Linked DNA regions of Mus musculus: region 2 is linked to region 1. The links are chromatin contacts, found by Hi-C or POLR2A ChIA-PET in ENCODE. All regions are on one chromosome and are shown on one strand. Each heading gives the region's core, a stretch centred on a gene start or an enhancer-like site at or near the end of the contact. The rest is flanking DNA. Distances are from core to core; before and after follow the strand shown.

Region 1 (4,554 bases), core at 126-2,625:
CTCTTTCTTTCTTTCTTTCCTTTCTTTCTTTCTTTCTTTCTTTCTTTCTTTCTTTCTTTCTTTCTTTCTTTCTTTTTTTCTTTTTTTTTTTTTTTGTGGTTTCCAGTATCGGATTGGAAAACACCCAAGCAACTCTCTGAGAGACTCGAGAGACAATCACCTCCTTTCTTACCCTCAAGAACTGATGTGCATGCCGAGTCTGTACAAAAGCCACCTTTCTCCAGCCTCTTTCCCCATGTGTGGCACAGGGGGACCCTGAGCACACAGACGGTCACTATTCCAGTAATGGGGTCATCAAAGGGTGACGGCTTAGCACATCTGCCTGTGGTATACATTGCTAGCTGGCACGTGCACAAACTTCTACATATTTCAGCTATCAAGGGGGATCTTGTCTTACAGATCACAAGTTTATGCTCCCTTGAAGCCAAAGCAAGTGAGGTCTGGGTAAGGTGGAAGCAGCTTTCTCCTGGCTATTAACCCATCACGGCGTTCGGGTCCCTCGCCTACCTCTGGTACCAATTGACCTGCAGGCAGGGCAGGCCTAGATGCTGGCCCACCGCTTCACAATTTATACACATAGGATGTTTCTCAAAGATTATAATATTCTTCCCAGCCTTCAAGACACAGCTCTTGGTTGTCATTTAATATTTCATTCACAATATTCACTCTCTTAAAGCATTAATAACCACACCCACACCATGGTTGGGTGTGAATCCTTAGACGGTTTTTCCTGTTCATCTTAGGGGATAGTGGTCTTGGATTCCACTGTTTGGGGTGTTTTGTTTATACCTATATTAGTCAAGAACACTTGAGAATCCTATGTCTTACCTCAGTTCAATTATACTCAGGAAAAGACACCTACATTACCGAAAAGGAGGGGAAAATCAAGCCAAAAGCCAGTTACTACTTTTTAATTGTTTAACTTTATTACTGTTGCACCATTTATACAATTACATATAATTTCAATGCATCCATTGTACATTTTTTTTATTTTTTTATTTATTTTTTTTCCATTTTTCCAATGGGTGGTGTGTTGGTGTCTGAGACACAGATGGAAGAAAACTGGCGCTGCAGTGAACGCAGACTTCTTTTTTTTTTATTTTTTATTTTTTTTTATTTTCATTTCCACTGACCAATAAACAGAACTACAGGTGCACCCAACCACGGACATGCATTACTCGTCGTGAGAAATCTAGGTAGGCTAAGTATGATGAGAGAATGTTTGTCACTCCCAAAAATATCTGGAGAGGAAAAATGGAGGGTTGGCATTGAGATACATGTGGACAAGCTAAGTGGGCTCCGTCTGAAAGTTGGCATTCATCCACGAACGTTTAAAAAAATACCAAAAAAATTAAGAAAAAGGCTGTAAATTAAAAAGGAAACACAGAAAATACTGCTTTCATAAAGATCTGATTGCCTTGGCACTGGTCCTGTGGGCAGAATCAAACGCCTCCCTCCCCAGCTGCATCGCGGGAGAGATGCTGGGGTTTTTAAGGATGGAGCCTAGGGGACAGCGGTTCAGGGTACAGATGATGTACTTTCAGACAATGATCTCGAAAATCCAGGACTGACTGGTCAAGTTGACTGAAGGTATATTAGATATTTCCCCACAAAAATACTATTTGGATTCTCCCCGCCCCCTCCCTCCCCTGATGGGACACATCCTCTTTATTTTTTTTCTCTTTTCTTTTCTTTTGTTTATTTAATCCCTTGGGCAATACATATCCTCACTTCCAATTTGAAACAAGTTAGTATAGGATAGAGACAGAGAGAGGACAGAGTGAGAAACAGAGAGAGAGAGAGCGTGAGAAGACAGGTCGTTTGCGAGTGGCGTCGGTTCTGGTTGGCTGTCCCGGTTACTCTTTGACGGCCACGCTTTGCTCGGAGCTGGCGGCGGCGGCGGGTGCCTCGGCCTGGGGCTCGGCGGCTGCGGGCGCGGCGGGCGCGGGGGCCTTGGCCGCGGAACTGGGCGCCTCGGAGGCGGCGGGCGTCTCCTTGGACGAGGGCGCGGGCTCCGCGCTGCTAGGTTTAGAGTCTGAAGCCGCCGGGGCCGCGTCGCTTTTCGCCTCGGGGCCGGCGGCGGCGGGAGCCTCAGTCTTTTTGGCCTCGCCCTCCTCCGGGGCCGCGCCGTCGGCCGCGCCCGTGCTCTCGGCGCTCGCTTCGCCGGCCTTGGGGGCCTCGCCGCCCGCAGCGGGCCCGGGCGCGGCCGCCTCCTGCTCGGGCGCCGGCGCGGGCTCGGGCTGCTCCTCCGCGGCGCCCTCGCTCTTCTCGGGCTCGGCCTTGGGCGCCTCCTCCTTGGCCGCCGCTGCCTTGTCGGCCTCCTTCTCCTCTGCCTTGGCCTCGCCGTCCGCCGCGTCCTTGGGCTTCTCCTCCGTGCTCTCCTTGACCTCGGTGGCGTCGGCGGCCGCCTGGGGTTCGCTCTCCTTCGGGGTCCCCTCCTCCTCGGTGCCCGCGCCTTCGGCCTTCTTGTCTTTGTCCTTGGCCTTCTCGTCGTTCACATTGTAGCCCTTCTTCTTCTTGCTCAGCTTGCCTCCCATCTTGGAGTTCTGCAAGGAAGCACAGGGGAGACGAAGGGGAGTTAGGGTCAAAGTAGGCAAAGTGGATGGTGGGAGGCTGCCTGCAGGGCGAGGAGGGCGTCGAGGACCTCGGGCACAGCGGGGAGCAGCCTGGACTTCACGGGCATTCTACCATAATCAGAAGTAACAAAGAACAAAGTAAAGCCCCCGCCGCGAAGCCTGCAGGCCAGCAAGTTGGGGGGTGGGGGAGACAAAGAAATGGTGATCAATGACCCAGCTGCCTATAGGGAGGACAGGCGGCATGGTATTGGTCTTATCTATCTACTTTCAAGCATCCAGGAGGCTTGAACACCTTAGCACAAAATGGCAGGGACAGCCATTTTAGAACTACAACTTCGCTGCTTTTTGTTTTTGTTTTTAAAACAACAAAACCCTGATAATTTACAAATAACTTTCTGGAGGAACTGCTCATCATACATCACAAATCTCTCGTCCATCCTTTCCGGAAGCACGTTTATATAGCGTCTGTGTGCCGGTGAGAAATCACTGCCGTGGTGCTTCCTACAGAAAACTTAATTGTTTTCTATTAATGCAAGAGGGCAAAACTTTTCCAGGCTAACCTCCCACTGGCCCTGTTGCTCCCCACAGGAGGAGCAGTCGTGAAGAGAAGCACCGTGCAAGGCCACAGGACAGAGTAGAAACTCCTGGTGAGCTCACCACGTTCTGCTTCCTCTTGGCAGGGCCCTGAGCTCTCTTCACCCAGCTACCCCGCCTCCCAATCCATTCAGGAAAAAAAGGAGAGAGAGAGAGCTTTTTCTTCACTCCACTTCTTGTAATTATGATTCACCATAGTGAAATAACCCACACTGTTTGAAAGTCAGGTGTGGGAAAGAGTAGTATTCTTCAGTCAAAATTCCTCTCACCATTCTATGCTAATTTCCCGTCTGGGTTACCATTAGGAGTTGGAGGAGACAGAAAAAAGAAACAAACACAAAGATGACTAAAATACTCTTCCTAGTTTCAAGAAAGGTCTTTATTATGTCATCCAAGGATCGTTCTTATATTTCTTAAAAATAGGGAAGAAGAAACGGCTTGGAATCCTAACCCACTTCAAACAACTGCTCCTATTTTTGGTAAGACCAAATATAGGTGGTGAAACCACAATTAAAAACATTTTTACCACGAAGCAATAAATGAAAACATAAACCTGACTAATGAGTTACATAGTATAGCACCTCCATCAAATTCTTAGACACTTCATCATGGCTGATGTCACACACAACTTGGAGCTCCTGCCCCATGTTATGGTTGATGCATTGGGCTGACTTGGGAAATAGAAAACCTGATAAGTCTGTCTACCTTTAGATTCTTCTCCCAACTCTATAACAGAAACCCATACACCAACCTAGAAATTACGCCCATGAGGCAAAGAGTAAATGTAGTCTCATTGTGAACGAAGAATGGAGTGCTGGGTTCTGACACCCACGGTATGAAATCCTATATAGCAATCCCCAGAGGTTTAAAAGTCCTGCTGGTTTACAAACCTAAAATCTAAGTTACTAAAATTGTTTTTCTGAAGCAGGATTAAAGCCCCGTTCTAGTCTTTGTTTTAAGACCAGCTGTGATTCTTTTCTTGGTAGAAATCGAACAGACAAAATCAAGTTGTAAGTAAAAGACTGTGTCTCAATAAGGTCAATTATAAAAAAAAAAACAAAAAAAACCCACAAACACAAACACCCCCTGCTTTCAGTTGATTTACCTGGGAGGATTTATGAAATATACTAGAGTACCAGGAAAGCAGTTGTCTGGTTATTTCCCAGGAGAATAAGAATACCCAGAGGGGCAAACTAAAGTTACAAACTAAAATCAAAGTATCCAGAAAAGTCCTAATCCAACACGATTTACTTAAATTATTCAACCTTCTCCAGAGTATCCGACAATGGTGTGCCAGTACCTGCCTCCTTTTACTTAGAGGAAAACTAACTAGCTGAGTTCATGAGTTGTCCAATAAAACAAAGGCCAAAGCCCACAAGAATGT
Region 2 (4,394 bases), core at 1,625-4,124, 50 kb after region 1:
AAAGAAAAAAAAGTAAAAATGTTTTTAATTGATTTTCAAATTATTTTGTTTAAAAACTTAAAGCTCACTGAATTGAAAGCTATTGGTTTTAGACTATATCCTAGCACTTTCCTCCAAAAGCACTACCCAGGGGGGAAAAAAAGATTTTATTAACGTACAGATAACCCTCTAAATTATACTACTCAATGCACAATTCATACAGGATAATACATGACTCTCATTACATGGAATTCATTGCTAAGACTCAGAAAGAATAGAACCCTTGCCATCTAAGATGCTGCCAGACACCCTACCAATTATAAGCTGTGACATAGTGAGTGTGGTCAATATTGAGGGTATTTTCAGGTTTTTTTTGTTGTTGTTGTTTTTTTGTTTTTTAAGGAACAAAGGGGAAGATTGACGATTTCTGCCACGTGTTATTCCACCAGGACATCCTGGGGCATGAGAAGCCCTTCACACACAACCCAGCTTGCAGAAGTAGGGCATTGGGCTCCTGATACAGATAGTAAGTCCTGTTTTGAATAACACGAGTAAACCATCACCAAAGGAAACCTGAGGAGCCATAAGCTGAGAAATACATCATTTGAAAGAAAATCTGCCCTCAAAGGGCTATCATGGCTCCCGTTGAATGGGGGGAGGGGGGATTATGAACTTGGTGCTTCGCCATCTTCTTCCCAGCAATGCCAGCGCCTTCTTCCTCCCCCCATCTCAGAGGGGCTTGCCCTTTGGAATCCTTAATGAAACAATAAAGTAGGAATCAAGAGAATTCAGAGAGGCTTAGCCCTCTGAAAAGGTAACCATTTTCTCATGCTGGCTTCCGTAGGCCATCTTGTTCGTTCAAATGCCAAGATGTCTTAATCTGTCCCAGGTGGTATCACCAGGGGCAACACCATCGCTGGTCTGAGACTAATGTTATTTGGTCAAATGCCCCGCAATAAAGATCTGTCAGGCAAACAGCTAATTGGTGCAAACTAAGAAAACCACCATCCCTGCAGTGCGTTACATTTGAACAGAAAGAACAATGGACAGTTCTAGAAAGGAAAATAGCACTGTGTGTTTAAAAATAAATGTATTAAATCCACAATTCCCCCTCCCTTATTTTTTTTTTTTTTTATGATTGAAATCTGTAAAAAAAGAAAAAAAAAATGGGTAAGATGTGAAACCTTGAGGTGGGAGGGGAAACAAGACCGCGACCGAGCCGCGCGGAGGGGGGGGGGGGGTGGCATTTGTGTCCAAAGGTTTTGTGAAACATTTAGGGCAAACGCCTTTGTTCCTGGGCTCCGGAGGGGAGTGGGTGGATGGATGATGGGGAGATCAGATGGGGCTGCCTGGCCCTCCACACCCTGCTCTCCGGCGCATGCGCGAGGCCAAGACAAAGGAATAGGTAATTACAGTCCCGATTCATTCATTTTGCCTGCAGTACCGGAGGTCTGTGAGCCCTTGGTATATTCCCAGGGGTAGGGGTTAATCCACACCCCAGCAGCAGTCCCCTTGATACTCGTGTTTTATTCTAGCCCGCCACGTAAGTGGCCAGTGGTCTCGGCCAAGACAGAGGTGTGTCAGCTCCCGTGCAAAATCCTGAAATCGCACCCATGTGCGCTGTGCTCCTTTGAACAGCGTGAAAATCACTGGGGCAGAGGCCGTCCACCGAGTTCGCTCCAAGGCGGAAACGTCTCGGGGGGAAGCAGATTAGGAACAGGGCCAAGCGTTCGATGAATATTCATGAAAAGAATGCGGTCCCCAGCCACGCATTGTGTGCCATCCGATCCAGGGATTCTGGTTTTTTTTTTTTTTTTTCTTTTAATGGTGTGGGGAAGCGGGAACCAGACGTTGGGTTGTAGCGTTTGAGCTACGGGGGAAAAAATCTACAGAAATCTTGGCTTGCAGAAGGGTTGAGCCCGCTCGGGCCGCGGGCTGTCAGGTTCAAGCCCACACGCCACCCCTCCTTCCCCCAGGCTGGGGCGGCGGTGGAGGCGCGCGGCCCGCTCTCTGAGCGCAAGGCTCAAAAAATAAAATAAAATGCTGGCGACGTCCACAGGTTAGTGGGAAGACAGCTCAGCCGCAGACCAGGCTGGGGGCTTTAATCTGCCCCGGACGTGCACACCGCCTTCCGAACCTCGTGTTCCTCGGTTACCCTAAACCAAGATCCAGGAGTCCCGAGGGCCAAGCCACCCCCGCCCCTTCCGATCTGACCAGATTCCGCGTCTTCTTTCTCCCTCCCCACCCCACCCCACCCCCATCCTCCATCTTCTGTTACTGCGCCCCTCACACCGAGCGCCTTCTCCGTGGCTGTGCGGGTTCCGCTGACAGAAGGCTGGGTTCAGCCCACAGAACCGTGGCCAGTGGTCTCGGTGCTGTCACCAGCGGCTCCCCACCCTCCACCCCCTCCCTCCCGAACTCGGTTCGTCCGCCTCGCCGCCACCCCCTCCAAGTCCCCCACCCTACGAAAGGCCGAAGCTGTCCACCTGGGGGAGAGCATCACCTTGGATTTCCAAATGCGACAGAACCCACATAGAGGAATCCCATGCCCACTGTGTCTACACCCGGCCGCACCCCGGCTGCACCGTTGGAGAACCCTAGGCTTCGGGGTGGGGCGGGGCCCTGGGGAACCGGTGGCCCGGAGTCCGCGGTGGCCTTAGGGACCCACGGCGCGCCTCCTTACCGGCTTTGGGTGCCTGTGGCGGCCCTGGGTGAGCGCGGTGCCTCCAAGGGGCCCGGGTGGCTGGTGTCGTCCGGCCGGGTGGCTGGTCGCTCAGCAAAGGCTCTCTCTCTCCCGGCTCGACGGCGGAGCCCGGAGCGTGGAGCGAGTTGGAGCGCTGCCGCCACCGCCGTCGCCGCTGCCGCTACTGCCGCCGCCGCTGCAGCCTCTGCATTTCTCGATCGCTCCCCCTCCCCTTCCTGCCCAGCGCCCTCCCCCCCGCGCGTCCGCCCGCCCAGCTCCTCCGCTCGCCGACCCCGCCCGCCTCGCGCCCGCCCCTCCTCTCCCAGCCCGCGGCCCGCACCCCTCCCGCTCCTTTCGCGCCCCGCCACCCAGGAGGGGGTCCCCCAACTTCTCTCCACCAGCAGCCACTGCGCCCCGAGACGCCCCGTGATCCAGCGCCCCCCCCCCGTCACCACACCCGCACAGTCACCCCCACCCACTGCTCTCCACATCCAGATCCCTTACCCGCCTCCCCAACAGTCTCTGTCAGCCCCCCTCCTCCTATTCCCTCCTTACACGCCCCTCCATTCCCCCCCCACCCCACCCCCACCCCCACCCCCGGCGGGACTGTCTGTGGATTTCTCTCCTCTCTCTGTCTCGCACACATTTTATTTGAAAGCATTGAATAAGTAGCTCAGGCTCTCGCTCAGACTTAAGGGGCTGATGAACTACGCCCCCGCCGCAACCAGCTTTCTCTGCACCCCAATCCAGCCCCGCTCCAGACGACGGGCTTAGATTCTGCTATCACGTAGGCAGTGAGCCTGGGGAAGATGCGATGCCTCCCTTGAAACCATCAAGACAGATATCCGCTGGTTTTAGGGTGTCCCCCAAGGCAAGCATCTGGGACGCCTCCGGCATATGCTCGCCCTCGGGGCCCGACCAGGAGGCTCCAGCTTTGCAAGGCGCCACCGCCCAGAGCTCAGGTCTGGGTTGGAAGGGTGGGCGGCACCGCCTCAGGGTACGTTCTCCCGACTTCGGAGAGAAAGAAAGGAAGAAATGCACCCTAGGAAAAGGGGCTTCGACTTTTTGTGCCTGTGCTTTCATGGAAGTCACCAGCTCTCGGCTGCTTAAGATGCTACTCAGAAGCGCGCCCAGCCAGGCTGTGGCCATCCGCGCCAAGTCCTCGTGTCCTGGTCGACGAGCACTTTGGGTAGCACCGCGACACACAATAGCCACCACGGTTAGGAGATATGCTCGCTATGCTTACCTGTTGGCAAAAATAAAATGCAAAATAAAAATTTAAATTTGGAAACTAACACATGGTGACATCTTCTAGAACCACAGCTCTTTCTTCAGACAAAAGCCAATTTTACCATCCCGCAAACCCATTGAGCCCTGGAAGTTCCGTTCGCGGCACTTTGGCGCCCTCTGGCTTTATCAGGGTGGCTTGCTTGTTCTGCTTCGTCCTGAAAGAATAGCGGAGGGGGGGGGGAATGGAAATGTATGTTGCCTTCTTGGTTGGATCTCCCCTCATGAGTGAAGCACAGATTTGGGATGAGCTTGCCCTCCACGTCCGGAATAACGAAACACAACTACATTTAGGGAGACGAATGCCAAAGGTAAGTGCTGTCAAAATCGCAGATTGGGGGGGGTCACTTTTTTAATAGAAAAATAAATAACAGAACTTTAATAAGATTGGCAAAGGAAGTGCCACATCTTAAACCAAAAAGTGATTGGGGGGGGGGGTGAAAAT

Evidence for each region. Hi-C counts contacts between places; a loop is a spot of excess contacts on that map. ChIA-PET counts read pairs that join two places held with the same protein, here RNA polymerase II (POLR2A).
Region 2: a loop to region 1 is called in a map of left cerebral cortex, with 6 times the contacts of the local background. The contact joins the promoter of Basp1 here to the enhancer-like site in region 1. A Hi-C loop is called at or near these places in 8 of 37 maps with a recorded cell type or tissue (T-helper 17 cell, left cerebral cortex and regulatory T cell). POLR2A ChIA-PET finds 5 or more read pairs at or near these places in 2 of 5 experiments (Patski and embryonic stem cell).

The regions. Positions count from the first base shown.
Region 1 is chr15:25,362,373-25,366,926 of GRCm38, forward strand. It overlaps Basp1 (brain abundant, membrane attached signal protein 1), which reads right to left. Exons shown (of 2, transcript NM_027395.2): 2 at 905-2,546. The coding sequence starts at 2,537. The coding sequence ends at 1,857. Among named protein-coding and RNA genes, the nearest start is that of Gm36555, 32 kb to the left of the region's middle. Within about 2 kb of position 1,376, at least 1 of the 3 ENCODE cell types and tissues checked has a DNase peak (open chromatin) inside an H3K27ac peak, as active enhancers do; it is left cerebral cortex, where a contact is called at or near this core.
Region 2 is chr15:25,410,890-25,415,283 of GRCm38, forward strand. It overlaps Basp1 (brain abundant, membrane attached signal protein 1), which reads right to left and starts at 2,875. Exons shown (of 2, transcript NM_027395.2): 1 at 2,663-2,875. It overlaps Gm48957 (predicted gene, 48957), which reads left to right and starts at 3,301. Exons shown (of 4, transcript NR_168943.1): 1 at 3,301-4,260.